Regions from separate parts of the Homo sapiens genome. Here region 2 is linked to region 1. The links are chromatin loops, found by intact Hi-C in ENCODE. Cell type or tissue: breast epithelium. All regions are shown on one strand. Each heading gives the region's core, and the rest is flanking DNA. Links, peaks and the distances in the headings are about the cores only. Region 1 overlaps BCL11A (BCL11 transcription factor A). Region 2 has its middle 53 kb from the start of MIR4432.

The links. Hi-C counts contacts between places; a loop is a spot of excess contacts. Peaks named below come from ENCODE experiments on the same cell type or tissue, not always from the same donor. Only the 100,000 strongest peaks of a DNase experiment are listed, where the experiment ranks them.
Region 2: a loop joins it to region 1, with 4 times the contacts of the local background. A loop is called at or near these places in 3 of 110 quality-filtered maps.

Annotation. Positions count from the first base shown.
Region 1 is chr2:60,483,867-60,495,685 of GRCh38, forward strand. The region is part of intron 2 of BCL11A (BCL11 transcription factor A); the gene reads right to left. Among named protein-coding and RNA genes, the nearest start is that of BCL11A, 64 kb to the right of the region's middle. RefSeq lists enhancers at 908-1,409, 1,410-1,909, 9,540-10,041, 10,042-10,541. In breast epithelium, for the core only: no CTCF peak of the experiment used is centred there; DNase peaks (open chromatin) are centred at 5,625 and 7,895.
Region 2 is chr2:60,328,971-60,340,789 of GRCh38, forward strand. No RefSeq gene overlaps it. Among named protein-coding and RNA genes, the nearest start is that of MIR4432, 53 kb to the right of the region's middle. RefSeq lists a silencer at 7,605-7,654 and an enhancer at 8,025-8,214. In breast epithelium, for the core only: no CTCF peak of the experiment used is centred there; a DNase peak (open chromatin) is centred at 7,057.

The DNA of each region.
Region 1 (11,819 bases), core at 1,245-9,244:
TTTCCTTCTTTTTCTTTCTTGGTTGCTTTTTTTTCCCCCTTTGAAACTGAACCATTATAAATGAGTTGGTCTCATAGCTTCTGTTAAAAATCAGAAGCTTGTTAGATGTAATGATTATCTGCATTGTGACACTTACCGCGTATGAGGGGTCTTGTCGAACAGCTTTACTCTAATTTAGAGCTCCTCTGTTAATTAGAAAGCCCTCAGATTTTCTGCAAATGCAGGTCACTATCGACAGCTCATGCTTTTGATGCTTCGTCTGTGACAGTTGTTGGGTTGCCCTTCTAGGAGCTGGCAGGGTTGTCCAGACTCTGACAGTGTCAGAAAATGCAGTCACCACGGCTGCTTCACAGGAAGTTACACGCAAGGTCCGCACACAGTCAGTTTCCCTGTAGCCCAGAAGCCTGATGAAATCTGCACTCACATTCAGCTGAAAATAGCTCGAATTCCAACCCTCTCTCCCCCTGCCTCCTCTCTTCCCCTTTTCCTCCTTTCTACTTCCTTGCCTCTCTTTCTCCAACCTCTGTTTCCAGCATCTTCTTTCTCATCTTCTCTCTCTTTAGTCCTCAACAACTGGGGTCCTCTGCTGTCAAAAACAGCCACATTCACCAGAAAGGGAAGTAGGTTTTACAGATAAACCGGGTTGCTTTTCACTGAAACAGCAGTGATTGTGGAACAGAAACTCTCCCCTCCCTGCCTTTTAAATAATATTTCCTATTTTTTTGCACCGGTCAGCAGCCGCACCTGGTGAGGCTGAGGTCAAGGCTGTACTTCCAACATGGCTCACGTGTTTTTTCTTAAGAGAAGGGGGAATTTGGAGGGGGGCAAAAAAAGAAGGAGAAAGAGAGGAAAGGTTAACCACTCGAGAAAAAATGCACATGGGCTGAGGTTTCCTGCCCTTATCACCATTCCAGTATAAAACCTCAAATTATGGGAATTCTCACTTAGGAACACCTCATTATGGAACATATGTGCTGGGGGTCTGGGGAGATGGGAGAAGGGGTGTGTGTTCATGACCATGTGTGTAAACTTGTGTGCTCCAAATTTTATCAAGTTCAAGCCAAAAAGAAATCCTCTGTGGCACTTGTTTAGGACTTAAAAAAAAAAAAAAAAAACCAACCAACCAAACAAAAAACAGTATTTAAATCAAAATAGGAAATACAAAAAACAATTTGTACACCCTCACCACCACCACCAAGGCATAGCCTTGGAAGAAAAAGGCATCCCTTGCAGCCACAATTTCGCAAGTTGACCTTTTCACCAGGCCAGTGCCTAATTTCCTAAACAGGCCCCTTCTTCCTTGAAGTCACTGCAAATAAATGCAGTCATCCAGAGTGTAATGGAAGTCTGGCCTTGGAGTTACTGGCTTATGAAATGCAATGGGATGAGGTGGGGTGAGAGGCCATAGCCCAGACTGAACGGCACAGTGACCAGGTAGGGTGGAGCAAGGCCACTCCAGCAAGAATGCCAAGGATAGCCTGCAGTGGGTTATTAGCCCCAGCAGGGCCCATGCCTCTACGGCCATGTTGCTGTCATCTTCGTTCTTGGCTAGCAGATGCTAGTCCCAGGAATGTCCTCCATGCCTTTAAGCTAACTGCAAAAACAGAACGGTGTGAGCCAGGGCAGACCCCATACTCTTTTATATTCTACCTATAAGGGAAAAATAAACCTAGACCTGGAAAACAATGTGTAAAGTGGCAAAAGCCAATCAACTCATTTAAAAAGAAAAACCCTCCATCCAACGTCACGAAGCTGCTGAATATTAGGTTCCTGGGAAGCTGTCCCAGCAACCTAGATATGAGAAACAACGCTTGCTATTCTGGGGTGAGAAGTGAAGTTGCCTTTCACTCGGGACTGTCAAACACAGTCTATAAATACCAGCAATGCCCCTTGTGAACTACGGGCTGAGCTCAACCCAGAGAAGGCAAGTGTTTCCCAAAGGTCACACAGCAATTCCAGGTCCCCCAGAAGTAGCCCTTCACCAGATGGATCCCATCACCAGATAGCTCTTGGAAATAATACATTGCTGCATCTGATTCTCATTTTCAACAAGAAGGCTGAGGAATGAGATTGCACATTTTAGTTTCCTTCCCCAACTTTCTTTCTCCAACCTTCTGCTCTGGTTCTCCTCTCCCCCACCACACGTACAAAAAAAATCTTTTTAGTATGTTTAGGGATCTATTTCCATATCTACCCAAAATCTCCAAGCCCCTTGTTCTATCAGCAGGTCAAGAGTAGAGAACTGTGACAAGCTGTTCTCCATTCTGAAATGGATTTGACTGAACAGCTGCTGAAAGGCAAGACATCCTAGGGAGACTGGTACTGGGGATTTCAGGGTCCTTGTTCTGTGGGTGGACCATGGCTCCTTTCCAGAGAATGACTTGTGATTTGTTCTCTCTCCTACACATCAAAGTGAGACACCAATCACAGCTCTACTGGCCCACCTTGCCCCACCTCCAATTTGGCAACTTTGCCTCCTTCTCACACAATGAGAAAGAACGGATAGCCAAATTCTAAGAGTTCACTTTCTGCACATATGTGTAGTTAAGTACTGAAGTGAGAAATTCAAGAAAACTATACTTAGGCACACACACACACATTTTGAGAGATAATTTCTAAAGACCTACCAATCTAAGATACTGAAAGAAAATGGCTACATCAGGCCCAGAAAAGCCTTGAAATTTTCCCTATCCACAGACCACAGCCCTGTGATGGACATGAGATCCTCTGGCTTTGAGATGAATAATGCACAGAAATGAGCAGCATGATGGATTAGCTGGCAGATTATTACCAGACATGTGAACATGCCAACTCAACATCAGGATTGGGCCTGAAACTTCTCTCAGGAAGGCCTTGATAGCATTAGATGGTTGACAGAGGTATTACAGTGTGACAGAGTCTGAGCCCACAGTCTGAGAATGACCACATCCCTTCCCAGGGAGACGTTCCCACTCAACACCCTGGGAAGACTACTGCGAATCACTCTGTCTCTCAAACCTGGCCATGGCTCAGCCCACGCCCTTTCATGTATTTGCCCTTTTCCCTGCTAACAGAAATGGAATCAGAACAAATTAATATTTAATTTTAAGATTACTATTCTATCAGAATAAAAAAGACTCGGGAGATTCAAAGCGAAGGCAAATGCCCCTCCTTTAAGTCTAACGTTGCTATTCAGGCATTTAGGAGCGCTAGACACAGTGAGTTTCCCTGCCTCCAACCTGTGATTTGCCACAAGGCAGGAAGGGGAAGGATAGTGCAACACCCCTAAGTGTGTGAAGTTCTAACCTTTTACCCATGTAATGATCTAGTTAATGTAATATTTTGCCTTTAATCAATGAAAGAGTAAGATAATTTGATATCCTATAAAACTCCCTAACCTATATTTTGCAAGTCGATTAGCTAAGCTCTTCATGCTAATGTCAGCAGAGCCCATGTTACATCTCCAGTCAGGCTTTCAGGTGTCTGCACCCCACAATGCCACACACCGAGAGTGGAAAAAGAAAATTCAGCAGGGGGAGCAGTGTAGTGGGCAGTTACGTTTTCGTCATCTGTATGGAAATTGGGAAATCGTCTTCTCAAATGTAGATTATCTTCCCTTGGGATCCTTCTGGAGGGCTATAAATAATAGAACATACTAATCAACATTAGATATTTAAAAATGAATACAGATTCAGATTAAGGGAAAACTAAATGATGCCTTTATAAAATCCAGAACAAAACAAAACAAAAAAAGGCATGAAAAAGAAGGCTTAGCGGATCCCCCTTAAGTTAGCCCTATTCTCTGGCAACCACACCAGCCTTTAACGAGGGTGTTCAAAGTAACCATTTCCCACTCCCTTATTTATGAGCAGCAGAATGTAAAAAGCAAGAGGCTTAATTTTAATGCGGTAATTTTCTCATCAACCATTCTATCTAAGGAAGCTGCAGAAAGGTGAAAACTGGAAATTTATGAACCTTTAATGGGAAATCTGGATAAGAATTTGGTCTAAATATATGAAGAGGAACATGGACAGCTGGCACAAACACAAAATGCAAGTACTCCAACTCCAGCTCCCTGATAACATCTGCCACTAAAGGTTTACTGACTTGGTTTTCCCAACTCTAGAATGGAGCCCTCATCTAAACCTGGGGAAGCAATATATGAACAATTAGATATTAAATGCTTATAGATCCCTCTCTGTGCTATTACTTTTGACCTGGGTTTTAAAAACACAGTAACACTTACAATTTATTCTCATTATGTAGAAACATTTAAATTATCCTGGAAGAGTTTGTCTCACGGGCTGTTCAAAGAGTGTTTCTTCCTTTCCTTCTAGGAACATGAGGAGTGAATCTGACTATTTCATCAAAGCCTGTAAAAGATACCTGAGTCATGATTTTAACTGAACAATGTCTCCAAGAATTCAGACTGTGAGAGGGGGAAGAAGACCGTCTCTTTGGTGCAGTGGGAATTGCCATTGTGTCCTCCCTGGTTCCTCTCCTCTGTCCTTGGCAATCCAGTTACAATTTGACAGCATTTAAAGATGACAGTACTTGAGATAATAGGACAATGCCATAACAGGATTACAGCAAATGTGAAAGAAAGGACACACGTAGGTACTGTCATTTAGGTAATGTCATCTATGATCAGTTTTTGTTTCATTTTTTGCTGACACAGAACTCAGTGCTACTTATACAATTCACTGGAAACCCTGTTATGGCTGTAAATAGTTTGCTTCCCCCAATGAAAGAAAATACTTACTGTACTGCAGGGGAATTCGGTAAAACTTTCTAGTTTTGCTTAACATGAAAATAATAACAAAAAATTTCAAATCAGTATCAATAGCCAAAGATCCAAAAACAGCCTAAAGCCACTGCTACCCAAAACGATTTTGTTTGTTTGTTTGTTTGTTTGTTTGTTTTTTGTTTCTGAGGTGGAGTTTCGCTCTTGTTGCCCGGGCTGGAGTGCAATGGCGCAATCTCGGCTCACCGCAATCTCCGCCTCCCGGGTTCAAGCGATTCTCCTGCCTCAGCCTCCCAAGTAGCTGGGATTATAGGCATGCGCCACCACACGCGGCTAATTTCTGTATTTTTGGTAGAGACGGGGTTTCTCCATGTTGGTCAGGCTGGTCTCAAACTCCCGACCTTAGGTGATCCACCCACCTCAGCCTCCCAAAGTGCTGGGATTATAGGCATAAGCTACCACACCCAGCCATACCCAAAACAAATTTATCTTCAAAGAAAAAAAATGCTGTGTGTCCTAAATAATAGGTGGTCAAAATGTTTCTAAAGGGTACCTTAGACCCCAATTAAACTGTTGCTTTAGAGTTTGGGGAAAATAAAGTGGAAACACCTAACTAAATTCACACTGTGAGAGCCAGTCAACACTAGCCCACATGCCAATGGGGTCCTTGTCAGTCACTTACACTATTTCTCATTCCATTTCTTTTATGTCATTTTGCCCACAACATATCCAAATTCATACAATAGAGGCATTTGGAACCCAGTGCTACTCTGCTTCCTAACTAATTTCTGCCGCTGGAAGTTTGTTCCTAAAGCCACCAAGTCTCCTAGAAGCCCTTATTTCTTGGCAGTAAACACACGGCGGCCCTGCGTGCCATTAAAATAGCTGCCTCATCATCCAGGATGACAAACAGCCACACTGTGTGCCAAGTGACCAGCCACAAACAAAAGCTTGTTTGACCAGCACCTATCTCAAAAGAAAATTCTGAGTAGAAGAGGAAGCACCTGAAGGAAGCTGAAAAGAAAGTCTGACATTTGAAATTCTAACAGAGGTTCTTTCCCCTCTAGGACACTCTGGGTCACTAGCATCTCTGCTTTCCTTGTTCCCTGGCTCATCTCCTGAGCCCCCGGGCCGTTCTCCTTTCCAACTGTCTATTTACTAACCACTTTTATCAGCCCCCCTCTCACCCCATCCAAAAATGTTTACTCAAGTTCAGGCTAGCTTAATAACCCCCAAAGCAGGAGGACACTATTAAAGAGAGATCACAGGGATATGAATTTTGATGCCTGCCTTATTTTGTCACATATCATCAAAATGATAAATGCTATCATGAAACACCATCCATGCCCTGAGTATCCCAACATGGATGGACTGGAGGAGAGGGACAAGGGACCAATACAGACCCTGATGGGCCCTTGATTCTGAACGTCATTCCTGCCCACTCCCCATCTGCAATGGGGGCAAAGGCAAAAGGAAAGCTTTCCAAGATTTAAACAGTCCTCTATATTAGTAACAGACCCATGTGCTAGGCTCCTACAATATCTGGTTCCATTCTGCTAGTGAAAGGAAACCCTACGGTCAACCAACTCCATCCTCTAGAACATATAAGTCAACAGGGGAGAACTCGGCATGAAGGGTATAACAGAGAATTTCAACAACTCATCCACCCCCTTTGCAGAGTCCTCACTTAACATCCCCTAGCATGCTGCCTTTGTCTTCTGATCAGAGTATTTCAGCAGCCCTCTGTGATCTATAGGATATGGTCCAACTCCTTAAGCCATCATTCCAGAGCTCCACAATCCAACTCCAATTTTCTATTCCAGTCTTAGTTCCCCGTACCCATCAAGGAAAATATTCTGCCCAAGTAAAAATCCCTTCCGTTCTCATTTCCTTCCTGGCTTTTCTTCTTCTTCTCTTACCTCCTGGAATCCTGCTCATACTTCAAGGCCTCAATGAAGGTCTACCTAGTCACCTTAGCAAGAAGAATCAATCTCATCCTTCTCCAACCTCATAGAACACTCATCCCATGCACCACTCCCTGACTCATATCTAGGCCTTACATTGCTGGTTAACCCTCTATGCCTCTAATTAATTTCATGTGTTCCCAATGAGTTTCTTCAATACAGGGACTCTTTCTCCTACTTGCTTCTATTATATTTGAAAGTACCAGCACAGCATGTGACATGATATTCATATATTCTAGGAATTCAACAAATAGCATATAAATGACTGATTTACCTTCCTAAAAGGGAAGTTATTTTTCCAAATATCATTTCTGTTCAAAATGGTAATTTTAACCTTCTTAGCACCCACAAACATTTCCCTTCTGATATCTACTTGAACTTTCAGATAAAAAAAAAAAAGCAAGTTGCAGTAACATGTTATGCTACACAAAGATTAGCATGAATATCCACCCTCTTTAAACAGCCACCCCACACCCTGGAGAAGAGCAAATGTGAAGTTTATGTGCCAACCAGACTGTGCGCCAGGTTGGTAAAGTCTGACAGAGTTACCAAAAAATGACAACATCTTCTATATGTGAAGCCCAACTACGTGGTTGTGCAACTCTATAGCTGACTTTCAACCATGGTCATCTGCAAAGAAGTTAGTCTCAGCCACCTGCGCATCCTCAATGCAAAAAGCTAAGTTCTAAAAACGTATTCTTAATGCTGTTTTAAATGCAGCACTACTAAAAAGGACCTCATTTTGATGCCAGAGGGCAGCAAACATGGACACTTTTGGCCCCCTTCAGCTATTAAGTACAGTAAAAGGAAGTCCTAACTATCATTTGAAATGCTCCCGGCCAGGCGCTGTGGCTCACACCTGTAATCCCAGCACTTTGGGAGGCCGGGGCAGGAGGATCACCTGAGGTCAGGAGTTCAAGATCAGTTTGGACAACACAGTGAAACCCCGTCTCTACTAAAAATACAAAATTAGCCGGGCATGGTAATACATGCCTGTAATCTCAGCTACTCGGGAGGCTGAGGCAGGAGATCGCTTGAACCTGGGAGGCAGAAGATGCAGTGAGCCGAGATCGCGCCATTGCATTCCAGCCCGGGCAACAAGAGTAAATCTCCGTCTCACCAAAAAAAGAAAAAAGAAAAAAAAAAAAAAGAAAGAAATGCTCCCCTCAGTTCTCCAGGCTGGGCTGACTGCCCACGTCAAAACACCCTAGGCATCATCACTCCGTGTTGAGAGCCAAGTGGCCAGGTAGGACCCAACACTACGCAGGCACAGACGTTTTCCATGTTAAGAACCCAAATCCATACAGTCCTTAGCACCCAAATAGGTTCAGAAAAGGCAGTCCACACAAATCTGCCAAATAAATGAAGTTCAGATATTGCATTTACGCTAAATACCTTGGAAATTGAGAGGGAATCTGGAGAGGAAGATGGATGTAGGAAAAACAAAAACCCTCACTTTACAGGAATTCAGCACAGGAGATGCTACATTGTTAGCATCTCCGCTTAAGGAGAAGACATACTGATGAATAAGACTGAGTTGGTGACAGGCACAGTGGCTCTCGCCTGTAATCCCAGCACTTTGGGAGGTCAAGGCAGGAGGATCACTGGAGCCCAGGAGTTCAAGACCAGCCTGGGCAACAGGGAGAAACTCCATCTCTACAAAATTAGCCAGGCATGGTGGCATGCACCTGTCGTCCCAGCTACTCAGGAGGCTGAGGTGACAGGATGGCTTGAGCCTAGGAGATCAAGGCTGCAGTGAGCTATGAACATGCCACTACACTCTAGCCTAGGCAACACAGCGAGACCCTGTCTCAAAAACAAACAAACAAACAAACAAAAGACAACTAATTGGGCTAATGTTTAGAATAAATGTATTTCTAGGGAAGAAAAAAACTTAGTTGGGTACTCCCTCCCCTTTTTACTTTTTGAAGCCTGCTGGAATTCTAGGAAAACAGATTTCCTCCCCTTGCTCTCTCCTTCCTCACATACTCACCAGTACTCATGCGCTTCTCAGACCCAAATGCTCTGCTTATGGTGGATAACCCCATCTCAGTGGGCCTCCCTCTCTCTCTCTCTCTCTCTCTCTCTCTGTCATTACCAACTTCTATAAAATCTCAGAATACAAAGGGCATTCTCATTTCCCTGAAATGTACTTTGGTGCTACCCTGAAAGACGGCTAGAGTCTTGAGGAGACCCAAACAGTTAAAGGTTACAGACAGACTTGGTTCCACTCCAGTGGTGGGTGTTTTGTTTTGTTTCGCTTTAGCTTTATTAAGGTATACTTTACATACAACAAAAGTCATTCATTTTAAGTGTACAGTTGGATTCAATTTGCCAGTTGTATACAGCTGTGTGGCCTCCACCAAAATCAAGATACAGAACACGTCCACCAGTCTAGAAAGCCCCCTCATGCCCCTTTGCTGTCAATCCCCTTCCCTAACCCTCTGACCCCTTCCTTCTAACCACTGAACCCCCACCTACCACCACAGTGTTGAGAATTCTAGAATTTGTTACAAATGGACTCATACAGGATATCGTCTTTTGTGTTTAATTTCTTCCACAGAGCAGAATGATTCTGGGATTCATCCATGGTGTGGAGTGTGTTACTCTTTCATTCTTCTACTGTTGAGTTGTATTCCACCATAGGGCGTTTATCCATTCAACCTATTGGTTGCCATGTGGGTTGTGACCACTTTTTGACCACTATGAACAGTGCTACAATGGACACTGTGTAGATGTGTTTATAGGAATGTATGTCTACATTTCTCTTAGGTAAACATCTAAGGCATTTCGAGAACACAGAAAAGGTTTTGAGTTTGAGTCCAGGGAGCCCTCATTTTGTCATCCTCCAGGCTGCCCCCCTCCCACCCCATTCCCTGGAGAGTTCAACTCCAAACCCTATATCCCAGCTATCTGTTTGGCTCAGCTACCAAATGTCATCCTATTCCGAATAGAAACCTCTCCACTACACTAAGGAAATGATGGGAAGAGACCCCAAAACATTCTTAAAATGGGCATTCATTTGAATCAGGCCAAATAAATTGGACTCTGGGTCAGAGATAACTTAAGTGTGGTGTTCGGAGTCCTAAGAGCCCCCACTAGCTCAGAAATGGACTTAGTTGACCTCCCCCATTAGCAGCATGGAGAGTCAAGGAGATGACTTCTACCTTGCCAAAGGCCTTGGGAAGAAAGACAGCATCAAGGTCTCACACAACACTCCAGGGAGGCAGCTGCTGCCCAGTGCTGTGGACAGCAAAGCTTCAGTGCAGGAAATTAAGATTCCCCCTGCCTCCCCCTCCCCCATCCTCATCAGCTTGGCCATGGCAGGGCTGGGGGATCAGAGGTGAACAGGAAGCAGAAGGACCCCTGGGGGAGACAGGGCCTCCAGTGGGACCAGAGCTGAGTGGCCTCAGGCAGTGGCGGAAGCTGATTAAAGGAAGGTACGGGGAGTGGAGGGGAAGTGGACAAAAGACAGGACAGCCATCTTAGACAACAATGCAAGGGGGAGAAACTGAAGAAAACAGAACAGAGACCACTACTGGCAATAAACAGAGAGAAAGTGAAGCCCCATGGGTGAGGCACACCTACATTACTTAAGAAACCTGAGCACATTCTTACGCCTAGGGCAATAAATACATCCTTGAGCTACACAGGCTAAGCAAGAGTGAGAGAGGGTGATGCTGACAGGCCACATGGGAGAGTGGGAAGACGTGGGCTGGGAGCTGGGAGTTTGGCTTCTCATCTGTGCATGGCCTCTAAACTGGGCAGTGACCATGGCCTGGTCACCTCCCCACTCTGGACCTGGGTTGCCCCTCTGTAAACAAGGAGGTTGTAATAAATTATCTCCAATACCCTAATGTCTTATAAATCTTATGCAATTTTTGCCAAGATGGGAGTATGGGGAGAGAAGAGTGGAAACGGCCCAGAGCTCAGTGAGATGAGATATCAAAGGGGACGAAAAGTGTTCATTCCATCTCCCTAATCTCCAATTGGCAAAGCCAGACTTGGGGCAATACAGACTGGTTCTGTGATGACAAATAACTCCTAGCTCATTCCTAATGATTTATCACCAAATGTTCTTTCTTCAGCTGGAATTTAAAATATGGACTCATCCGTAAAATAGGAATAATAATAGTATATGCTTCATAGGGTTTGTATGAAAATAAAATGAGTGCGTATTTGTAAAGTTCCTAGAGCAGAGTAAGTGCTCCGAGCTTGTGAACTAAAATGCTGCCTCCTGGTATTTATTAGTTACACCTCAGCAGAAACAAAGTTATCAGGCCCTTTCCCCAATTCCTAGTTTGGGTCAGAAGAAAAGGGAAAAGGGAGAGGAAAAAGGAAAAGAATATGACGTCAGGGGGAGGCAAGTCAGTTGGGAACACAGATCCTAACACAGTAGCTGGTACCTGATAGGTGCCTATATGTGATGGATGGGTGGACAGCCCGACAGATGAAAAATGGACAATTATGAGGAGGGGAGAGTGCAGACAGGGGAAGCTTCACCTCCTTTACAATTTTGGGAGTCCACACGGCATGGCATACAAATTATTTCATTCCCATTGAGAAATAAAATCCAATTCTCCATCACCAAGAGAGCCTTCCGAAAGAGGCCCCCCTGGGCAAACGGCCACCGATGGAGAGGTCTGCCAGTCCTCTTCTACCCCACCCACGCCCCCACCCTAATCAGAGGCCAAACCCTTCCTGGAGCCTGTGATAAAAGCAACTGTTAGCTTGCACTAGACTAGCTTCAAAGTTGTATTGACCCTGGTGTGTTATGTCTAAGAGTAGATGCCATATCTCTTTTCTGGCCTATGTTATTACCTGTATGGACTTTGCACTGGAATCAGCTATCTGCTCTTACTTATGCACACCTGGGGCATAGAGCCAGCCCTGTATCGCTTTTCAGCCATCTCACTACAGATAACTCCCAAGTCCTGTCTAGCTGCCTTCCTTATCACAGGAATAGCACCCAAGGTCCATCAGTACCTCAGAGTAGAACCCCCTATAAACTAGTCTGGTTTGCCCATGGGGCACAGTCAGGCTGTTTTCCAGGGTGGGGTGCAGACATTCTCTGCCTGTTGTGATGCTTACATATAACGTCATAACAGACACACGTATGTGTTGTGATCCCT
Region 2 (11,819 bases), core at 2,381-10,380, 150 kb before region 1:
CAAATCAAATAATTTAGAAAAAGTAAATAAGATGCAATTAACAAAAATAAAATGGAAGTGAATGTATTTTTAAAAGAAAAAGAATAGAACATAATTTTAAGACAAAAAATAAAAATTCAAAATTAGGAGTAAAAATGTACATAAATCTACAGACATGAAAATATTTTTACTTAAACCAGAATTTCATGTGCCACACTACAACAAATCTAAAACATCAAATCTCTGTAAAATAGATAATTTTCTAAGAAAATGTAGACTACCAAAATTATATCCAAAAGTTGAACAAGCAAATGCTATGGAAGAAATTGGAAAAGTTTGCCAAGAGATTAGAATCGGAAGGTTTTACGGGCAAATTCTTTCAAAATTTTAAGAAATCAACTATTCTTTTGTTACATAAAATGTTCCAGACCATATAATTTCTTTAAAGGCTCTCGTTTAATTTGCCAAGTTAGCATAATGCCAATACAAAAATCTGACAGAGACAATAGGCAATACAATGTCAATACAAAAATCAGACAAAGCACAATAAAGTCTTACAAAACTTCAGCCAATCTTATATTAGAATAGATAAAAAGATCAAAGTATATCAAGGGCAGGTTAAGTATGTTCATCATCCCCAATATAGCTGAATTTTTTTCCTGATATTTAGCCAATGCAGTAAGACAAGAAATATGAAATGCCAACATTGACAATAAGACCAAATGAACACTGTTTGCATAATCAACAACCCAGAAAACTAAAATTAATAAACCATTGAAACTAATTACCCAGTAAACTAGACAATTACAAAATAAATATATCTAAAACAATAGCTTCTTAAATAACAACAATAGCCACCTAGTAAATATAATGGTTAAAGGGGTCCATTTCAAATAGCAACAAAAATATAAAGTACCTTAAAATAAATTTAACATATGGGACTGCTATAAAGAAAACAACATGCTTTACAAAGATCCATAAAGAATATTTGAAACTAGAAATGCTATATCATGAGCATGGAAGATAAGATGTAATACTGAAAGCTATAAATTCTCCCCAAGTTAATGGAGTTTTACTCAAAACCACAATGGGAATTTTTAGAATCTGAAAGAAACAAAAGATTCTGACTTTCAAAAATTCTTTTGAAAAATTTAAAATGAGAAGAACTTGAACTTCATCTGCCAGAACAAATTAGAAATCTAGCAAATAAAACGATGCAGAGTAAAACAGAACAGAAAGCACCAAAACAGACCCAATCAGATAAGGATTTCATCTAAGAAAATGTGACATTTCAAATCAACAGGAAAAGATAAAATTATTAAGAAGTTGTTTCAGGACAACTATGTAACTATTTGGAAGAAAATGTAAATTCAATCCTTACTTCACATGGCATGCCAAAATTTCAAATAAATTTAGAAAATCAAATGTCCAAAATATAATAATAAAAGAACAAAAACATAGGTGAATATTGATCTGATGGTGAATATGAAAAAGTTTTCTATAAATAAAATTAGGAAGGATGGTAAGCAGAGAGAAAGGGAAAGAGAGAAGAAATATTAATAGACTTAACTATAACAAAGTTACTTCTAGAAATAAACATGACATATACAAATGCCAAAGACAAATACTAACTTGATTTAAAAAATTTGCAACATATAACAGTTAATATGCTGATAACCAGCTTTAGCAAATATATATATGAAAAATTAAAATATTGTTAAAAATAGACAAATGGCATGAACAAGCAACTCAAAAATGAAAACTGCAAATAATGTATAGTATTTGAAAAAAAAGTTTAGCTTCAATTATAAGCAAAGAAATTCAAATTAAAACAAGGCACTACATTTTGTTTAATTTCAAAAATTGAAATACCCAAGGCTGGTGAAGACATAGGGCAATGACTTTTGATACAGTTGACCCTTGAACAACACAGGTTTGAAGTGCATGTATCCACTTATGCATGGATTTTTTCCAATATATATTGAAAATCCTTGGAAGATTTTTCAACTATTTAAAAGACTTGCAGAACTGCATAGACTAGAAATACCGAAAAAATTAAGAAAAAGGTATGTCATGAATATATAAACCATATGTAGATACTAGTCTATTTTATCATTTACTACCATAAAGTATACATAAATCTATTATAAAAAGTTAGAATTTATCAAGACATATGCACACAAATACAGAACATACATGGTATCATTCATAGTCAAGAGATATGTAAACAAATGTGAAGATATAGTATTAAATCAGAGCTGCAAAAAATGAACTGCAGTACATACTGTACTACTGTAGTCGTTTCATAGATACCTCCTGTTGCTATTGTGGTGACTCAAGTGTTACAAGTATCCACTTAAATCGCCACTGTGTGATTCTAATCATCTTCGGGTGAGCAGTTCCTCTCTCCAGTAAATTGTGTATCATAGTGAAAAGTGATCTCTTGTGGTTCTCTCATACTTTTCATCGTGTTTAGTGCAATGCCATAAACCTCGAATAACACCATGGGATACACACGAAGTGCTGCTAGTGATGCTGGAAGTACTCCCAAGAAGCAGAGAAAAGTCGTGACATTACAGGAAAAAGTTGGATTGCTTGATATGTGCCATAGACAAGGTCTGCAGCTGTATTTGCCTATTTCAGACAAACAATTCATCTTGTAAACAGATGATGTCATCTTACATTATCAGTAAATACAGCACAGTACTGCAAATGTCTTTTCCTTCTGATCTTTTTAATAACATTTTCTTTTCCCTAGCTTACTTTATTGTAAGAATATAGTATATATACATATAACATAAAAATATGTGTTAATCAATCATTTATGTTATCAGTGGGGCTTCTGGTCAACAGCAGGCTGTTAATAGTTAAGTTTTCAAGGAGTCAAAAGTTATACCTGAATTTTTCAAGTGCACAGGCCATCAGTGCCCCTAACCCCCATATTTTTCAAGAATCAACTGTATATTCTGTTAGCAGAGCTTTATATTAATACAACACTTCTGAGGGGCAATTTAGTAATATGTATCAAAAGCCACACAAATATCCACCCTTTTGACCCAGGTTTTCTACCTCTCAAATTTTACGCTAAGAAAATGATCAAAGCTGCTTACAAAGATATGCAAACAAGAATATTCTTTGCAGTATTACGTCCATAAAGGAGAGTTTGAACCCTCTAAAATATATAATAGGGCCTCGATTATGTGACTTGCAGCACATTCAACTATACACTCATGAAAATTTTTATTGCAGATTCTCTAACAGCATAAGAAAATGTTCAAGATACTTAAAGAGAATGTTACAAAAGAGTATGCATAATATAATCTTAATCGTGCTTTAAAATTTTAATCACAAAATTTGTTATTTAATGTCTGTCGTGTTCACTCTAATGGTCCTAGAAGGTTCTCATCTCTGGCTGCAAGTTAGAATAGTCAGGAATGCTTTTGCGAAATATCCCTGCCTGGGTCTCACCCAAAATTAAATTAAATCAGAATCTCTGTGGGTGGTTTGGTTTTAATTTCTCCAAGTGATTCTAATGTGCAGTCACTGTCAGAAACTTTCTGTTGTATAGAGCTGCGATTCTCACCGTGGTCCATTTTGCCCCCAGGGAACATCTGGCAGTATCTGGGGACACTATTCGTTGTCTCAACTTGGAGTAAGGGATGCTACTGGCATCTAGTGGGTAGAGACCAGTTTTATGGACTGAATTTGCCCCTCCTAAAATCCTTATGTTGAAGTCCTAATCCCCAGTAACTAAGAATGTAAATGTACTTGGAGATAAGGTCTTTAAAGAGGTGATTAAGTTAAAGTGAGGCCTTTAGAGTGGGGCCCTAATCCAATAAGGCCAGCACCCTTATAAGAAGAAGAAAGGAACCAGGGATGTGGTCGCACAGAGGAAAGGCCACATGAGGACACAGCAATAAGGCTGCAGCCCACAAGCCAAGGAGAAAGGCCTCAGGAGAAATCAACCCTACTGGCACCTTGATCTTGGACTTACAGCCTTCAGAGCTTTGAGAAAATAAGTTTCCATGGCTTATGCCTCTCAGCCTGTGGCATTGTTAGGGCAGCCCTAGCAACTAATACAACAGGAATGCTGCTAAACATCATACAGTGCACAGAACATTCCCCACAACAAAGAATTATCTGACCCAAAATGTCCATAGTGCCAAGATTAAGAACTCCCTAGAGCCTAGGTCTGTGCTGTGTGTAGATAACCAATAAATATTTTCTTACCTAGGTGAATGACATATTTAATAGGTAGAAATCATCAGGACTTGGTCACCCATTGAATGTGACAAGAGAGGGAGAGGGAAGAGTCAGGAATGGCAGCCAGATTTCTGGTTGGGGTGACCAAGTGAAGGGAAAGAGCAGAATCCCGGAAAGTGGACAGGAGGGAGTGGGGGATAAGGTGGGAGCTGAGGGAGTGGGGGCATCCCGTGCAGGTGCTCAGTGGCTGAGCAGAAATAGGTTTCCGGAAATGAGAACTAGGCAATTGCTAGCATACAAGCCATAGTTCAGCAACCGCGGGGAGACAAGGCTGCCTGGAGGAGCATCTAGAATGAGCAAAGTGCCAGCTATGGAACCTTGATGACTGTAAATACTTAAAGAGTGGGCAGAGGAAAAGGAGGACAGAGGCACTACGGGGGCTTTAGTGCAAGGGCAGTTCATGGAAGCTGCAACGGTGAGTCCTACGGACCTATGTCACTGAGCTATCCTACCCAATTATCCAACCAAACACGAAGGTAGGTGTTGGGGAGATGTTTGTACATGTGGTTGGCCTCTATAATCAGATAACTTTAAGTAATGGAAATTAGTCTCAATAATGTGGGTAGGCCTCATCCAATCAGTTGAAAGGCCTTAAAAACTAAACTGAGGTTCCCCTGAGAAAGAAGAAATACCACCTGTCAAGGGCAGCTTTAGCTCCTGCCTGAGAGTTTCCAACCCACCAGCCTGCCCCCCAGGGTTCTGACTTGCCAGCCCCTTGTTCTGTTTCTCTGAAGAACCCTGATGGATACAGAAGCCAAAGAGGGGCTCCAGGAGAAGGGAAGCTGATGGCTCCGTTCTGCACCCTCACACATTGGCTGTGGCACATATGACTGAAAAATAAAGGGTATTCCATACCCATGGCAAGAGCTCAGAAGAGAAATCAAGAAAAAAGAGGAGAGGTCTAGGAGAGAGGGCAGAGGAAAGCTTCAAAACTGTGTGCCCACTGGACACAGTGGCTCACACCTGTAATCCCAACACCTTAGGAGGCCAAGGCAGGAAGATCACTTGAACCCAGGAATTCGCGACCAGCCTGGGCAATAAAGTAAGACCTTGTCTCTACAAAAAAATAGACAAAACTAGCCAGGTGTGGTGGTGAACACCTGTGGTCCCAGCTACTGGGGAGGCTGAGGTGGGAGGATTGCTTGAGCCCAGGAGATTCAAGGCCGCAGTGAGCCATGATCGCACCACTATGCCCCAGCCTGGGTGATAGAACAAGACCCTTTCTCAAAAATAAGTAAAGGAAACTGTGTGCCTACCTGTGGAAATGAGAAAGACAGGACAGGGCAACATGTAGAGACCAAGTCAGGAAACAAGCGCCCAGCTGTCCCTCCCTACACCCATCACTACTTGAGCGCTCACCACACCCTGAGAGCTGTCAGCAGTTTACACGCACTAATTCTCATTACAGTCCTTCCAGGGGGGAGTTTTCATCTTTATTTTATACAGGTGGCAACTGGACCACTGTGAGAGACCGAAGAATTACCCTAGACCTTTTGCTAGCATGTAGAAGAACCCAGAACCAAACTCAGGCCTCTCGGATTCCACACTTCTGCTATTCACCACAAAGCTGTTATTGTGCAAGCTGCTTGGTCTGGTGGAAACGTTAGGAGTGGAGAAATGGAGTTCTAAGGCCAACTCTGCCCTGATGGGCTGCCGGGTGTCCACAGGCAGGTAGCAGGTGGTAGGAGTCATCTGCTGTCATGGAACAGCCCAGGCTTCAGGGTCATACACCTAGAGCTGCATCTCAAGTCTACCATTTACCAATTGGGTGCTCTTGGGCATATCTCTTACCCTTCCCAAAATTCAGCCTCCCCATCTCCAAAAGAGCGATAAATTATATCTTTAAAAGATGGTATTTTTTGAGACAGCATGCGCAAGGCACAAAGCACATAGAAAGTGCCCAAGAATTGGGAATTCCAGTCCATTTTCAGTGTTCACTGGTCCTTGGTTTTCTCACACATTCCACCTCCTGCAGGGTTGTTGGGCTGCTCCAATGAGATGATAAATGCAAATGTACTTGACAAATTCAAGGCATCATCACCATGGAAAGACAGGATACACACACTATATTTTATACAAAATTTAGCCACCAGTTGTACAACCCCGAGCAAGTCATAGAAACTTCCTGTGCCTCAGTTTCCCCGTGTGAAAACCAGGCAAAGTGAAAGCTGCTCCACCCACCCCCACACTTAGCCTTACGAGGACACATAAGTGCAATTTGTAATAATTATACATTGAATTTCAGGCCATACGGTTATACTGGATTTCTAAACAGCCAGATGACATTCCTAGCCCCCTTCCCCAAAATCGTATCATGGAATATCATCCCCGTCACTAGCTCTAACTTTGTGGAATTCTCTTTTGCTGTTTCAACCCCTGATTTGATTCACATCTCCTATCTTGCTCCCGCTGTCATTTTCTCTCCCAGACTCAACACGTGGCTGCACCGATATCCTCCCTCTGTTTCCTTTCTTGTTACTACATGTCCAGTAGCATTGCATAAAAGTGCTCAAAGGGAAGGGTCAAGCTCCGTTTCAAGTCTGAGGTCTGGGATTACATCAAATCCGTAACGTTTATCTGACCTCGCCATCAGCCAAATACTTCCCAATTTAAGTCTCAGTCACATCAAGAGAAGACTGAATAGTACAGGCTGCAGAGTGCCCTGCTTTCGCCTCCATTTTTCTTACTTAATTCCAAGCGTATGGCTCCCAAACCCACTTAGGCCCTGTAATGGTCACAAGCAGTGTGGCCATTGGCAACCAGGCAGCATTTCACCTGAGGCAGCTCAGGGACTGCGGGGCTGCTGTCAGAGCAAACAGACCGCCTCCATGGACTGGAGGGAGCAAGGCTCACACAAAGGGCTTTTTGTTTCAGTTAAATAAGAAGTCATTTTGAGCCCAATTTCCAAAGTGCCTCACTCTCCACGTGCCTTGGGCACACAGTGAACATTACTATTGTATGGCAGAACTCCCCTGTTCTACCTCACACAGCCCAAACTTAGAGGCAGGGGATATTGGCTTAGGAGGTGCCCCCTGGCAGCAGATGGGGTGTGCATCTGTTATCTTGTCCCTTGTGCAGAAATTTATCTTATTGCCACTAAATCAACAATGCATAAACAATAGGGTGCATCCCTAGTGCCTAGGACAGTGCCTGAAACCCCGGGGAAACATGATGAATATTTGTGCAGTGAATAAGCAAATGAATAAAAATAAAAGGAATAAAAAGTTCACGTGGGGGTTAGAAGGAAAAATAGTTTCAGATTTTGTTTTGTTTTGCTTTGTATTTAAATGAAAGAGGAGAAGAAAGAACTATAATTTGAGTTCCAAATTAGAAGGCAACTAGACCCAGGAAAGAGTAAGTCATTTGTTTGACCATTTGGGGGCATAGCAGTCAGCCAGCAGGTACCCAAAACAGACAGTGCAAGGCACAACTCCAGAAATACTTCCAGGTTCGAGAAGTCTCTGTGACTTCTGCCCCCTCAGCCTCCACTCTTCACTTCTGCCTTGTTTTGCTCTCCCTGCTCTGCGTACACAACCTGAATGAGGTTACTTAGCCCTGACAGCTTTCTCTGGGGAGCAATTAGAGCCTTTAAGATCTTACCTATGCTTCACCAGAAGTCTTCTCATTAAATAGTTACTTCAAATGTTCCCAGGGCTGAAAACATTAAGATTTAAAGGGAACAATTGACTGCTTTTTTTCCATGCCAAATCAGACCGTTGTTTAACATGGTGAGAGCTACCACTGAGGTTACTGAAGTAGAAAAAGGGGGTTATATGTTGCTGGAGAACAGAAACTTAGCAGGGAAATTAAAAACAAGACAGGCTCTGGGACCAAGTAAGTCAAAGTGATGTCTTCAAGGAATCAGGCTTTGCAGAGGTCCTGCGGCCCAAAAGTCAGACCCTCAATACCCTCCAGGGCTTCCAAAGCAACTCTGTTCTGCATCCCATCTCACAAAATAATTGGGAGCTACCAGCAAGATGCCTGCCACGAGAGGGCAGCTTCCTGGAGGGGGGCCCTTGAAGGATGGCGAGCCCAGCAAGGACAAAGCGTGGCAGGGTGAAGAGCAGTGTTTGAGACAGCAGGGCCCATCTGAGCCTGGAAGCTTGTTTTGAAGCAGAAGCTGAAGTTCTCCTTTCTGACCATGCCCCACCCTGCCGAGAGAACCTTGCCCTTCATGGGAAAGTGATTTGGGGAGCACCAAAGTCATCTGTGTCTTAGTTGTGTGGGGCATTGAGCTGTCTTGGAATTGTGACTCATCCACTCATGCATTGTGGTTTAACATAGGGTTCCAATGTATTAAAATTTATTCATAATTTCTAAATGGTATCAGGTCAGATTCGAAGATGAAAATAAACATCATCTCCTTCAAAGTTGAAGTCAATTAACCCAGGACAGGAAGAAGACTTCTAAGTGAGCAAAGAAAGAGGAACACATTTGTTTGGTGTCCAGCTCAGGATACATGGAAAACATTCCTTGGTTCCTTTTAGTGCGCATGGGCTTCTGTTTCCCAGAACTGTCCCAGAAAGATGTCTTCACTTTTCTAAGCTGCAAGTATACATAAGCATCAGGATAAGTCAGTAATTAAATCCCTACACAAAGCAAACTCAGATTTTTTTTTGCGTGTGTGTGTTCTTCATAATTTCCCATGTAGGCCTTGTTCTCTTGGCAGGGTGGAGCCCTGTTAAAAAGACCAAGCTGACATAAGCTTGCCTTCTAGCTTCCTGGGCTCCTTCTAGTTTCCTGGGAGCTGGACCCTATGCCCAGCACTCCCCCTTGCCATTCCCCAGTTGACATTGCCATGGTTGGTGATCACTTCATGACAGAAGCCACCTTCCTAGGCATCATTCTTTCCAGGGTCCCTGGAAGGTTATCTAGGCCTTTTGTTCTGAATAAGACTTCGAATTTTCATCAGACCTTCTGTACACATCTCCTACAGGGAACTTTGGCTCTATCTTTGCCAATCCTTTCTATAATGGGGGAAAATCTCATGATAGCATTCTTGCCTCCCCATTGTAGTCACAACTCAAACTGCCAGCCTCTCTTGCAGTTAGAATGCAGGCCTGTGACATAGTTCTGTCTTTGTACACACCTGCATAAGATTTTGCTTTAGAAATGAAGTGAGCAGTGTAAGGAACTGGGCTCAGCAAGGGAATCCCTTCGCTGACACGGTAGCATCAGTTCTTGGGAAGCAGCAGTGCACAGGGTAGAAATGACAAGTTCTTATCATTGAGTTCTCAGTAGCTGCAATGGTGGTTTCATCTTCAGGCCAGTTCTACAGTGCGGTTGGGGCACTTTTTCTGGAAACTTAACCTGGAATTTGCTTTCCCTGCCCCTCAACTCCTAATGATCCCAAATATTCAATAGATCCATTTTATTCTTGAAACAGGTGTTGCCGTTGTCTGTAACCAAGAATGTTGACAGTGGGCATTTCAGGAGCTGAGGGCATTTCGGGGGATCACTCTTCTCCTGGTCTTCAGTGACAGGGTGGGAGGCAAGGATCATCCCTTCCTGGGGATATAGAAAATTCATTCATTCACTCAATATATAGCAAACTTGTGAGTTAGGAGCAATCCTTTCTGAGAATCAGTGATGTCTGCAGATGTAAATTCCTTTGACACCCACATAAAGCTATAGCATAGAGGAGCTTCAAAACACACAGGCTTAAGCTTCCACACACACCCCTTTGCCCTCCTTCCCTGGCCCTCTCTTGATCTTTACTTCAATCCTCTCCAGGCAACCAGATCTCTCAGACCCTTCTCCTCCACTAACCTCAACCAAATTTGAAATCAACCTCTTTAAGGTTTAATGACCAAAATGGCTTGGAATGTTATCCTTTGCCAGAAGTATTTGTATGATACAGGAACTAGAGCCTTGGACTAAAAGGACAATGTCTCCTAGTGAAATTTCAGGCATCAGCCAGTCAATAAAGAAAATTTGTGTTTGATTTGCTTCAATTTTCATCTATTTGTTTGTTTTTACCAATGAGGATTTCCCTGGGAGACTACAAAGCTGTCATCTAGGAAGAAAGGACTCAACATTTGTGGGCCATCTACATATATGCAGGTGGTGTGAAGGATGCTTTTTCCAACATGACCACACTTACCCTGGCCCTCACCATTCCAGCCACACTGGCCACCTCGCTGCTCCTCCAACATGACACATGCTCTCTGGCCTGGGCCTTTGCACTGACCAGTCCCTCTGCCTGCAGCACCCTTTCCCCAAAGATCTCCATGGCCCACTTCTTTATCTTCAGGTATCTGCTCAAATGTCTGCAAGTAGACACACCTTCCCTGACCACCTGCCCTCCACCCATCATGCTTGGTATTCTCACTCCCCCAACTCTGCTTTATTAGTTCCCCACATCACTAATCGCCACATGGCATACTTACTTAGTAATTCACTGTCCAGCTGCTCCCAGCCCCAACCACCACCACTAGAAGATCAGTTCTAAACAGGCAGGGATTTTGTGTTTGCTCACTGCTCCTCTCCCCAGCACCTAGATCAATTATCAACACAGAGTAAGTGCTCAACAAAATCTGTTGACTAAATTAAACTCATACAGAATGATGCAAATATCATTCTAACTTTCAGAAAAATAGCGATGTTTAGAAAAATTAAATTGTTCAAGGTTCATTAATCCATTAAGCCTTGCACCCAAACCTGAATCTGTGCAGCAAGAAAGACCGAGCTTCCTCACCCCTTCCTCCCTAGGCAAGTTAATCAGAGGGAGTATTCAGGGTCATGCCCTCAGCTCCTCAGTGGCCATCCAACCCCTTCCTGATGGGTAACACTTGCATAGCTTAAGGTAACATCAGTTTCTACAACTGGTAAACCTTCATATATAAGTGGGTTAACCCAATAAAAGAGTGTGATACAGGTATGCTTGGTAGGAACATTCTCCTCCAAGTGGTGAATCAGGGACCCAGGCTCTTTCTGATTTATGGATCAACTACCTTCAACACATGGCTCTCAAGGTGGTCCTGGAAATCACTTCCATTCTAGCCATGGAATGAGCATGAAGATCACCTAAGGGGGTAGAGGAGAAACACTTCTACTCACATGACATTGGCCAGCTCTCAGTCACATGGCTACACCCAACTGCAAGGGAGTCTGGGAAATATAGTGTGGCCATGAGCCCAAGAAGAGGAGAAAAGAGGTGTGGTGATAAATAACCAGTCTCAGAGGATCCCCTGTCATCTTCTATTAGTAACCTAGGTTTTAGAGTAGGCCAACTGCTGAATGGAAAGGTACCAGGAAAGTGTTTAACCACCTAGACCTGGAATTCAAGCAATCTTGGGCTCATGTTCCAGGCTCACCATTGACTAGATACTTAACCTTAGTCTAGGTACTTACCTGTCTGAGTCTCAGTTTCCTCAGCTATAAAATAGGGACAGTACTAGTAACTACCTCATTGGGTTGTGGTGAGGAACAGCTGAGATCATGCCTGTTGGGTATGTAGCAGTCCTGACCAGAACTGTTATGAGGGAAAAGATGCTCCAAAAAGGGGTCCCAGCTTCCTCCCCCAGTGCTCTTACATCCCAGCAGGCCAGCAATTCAGAGAGCCACTCTGGGTCTCA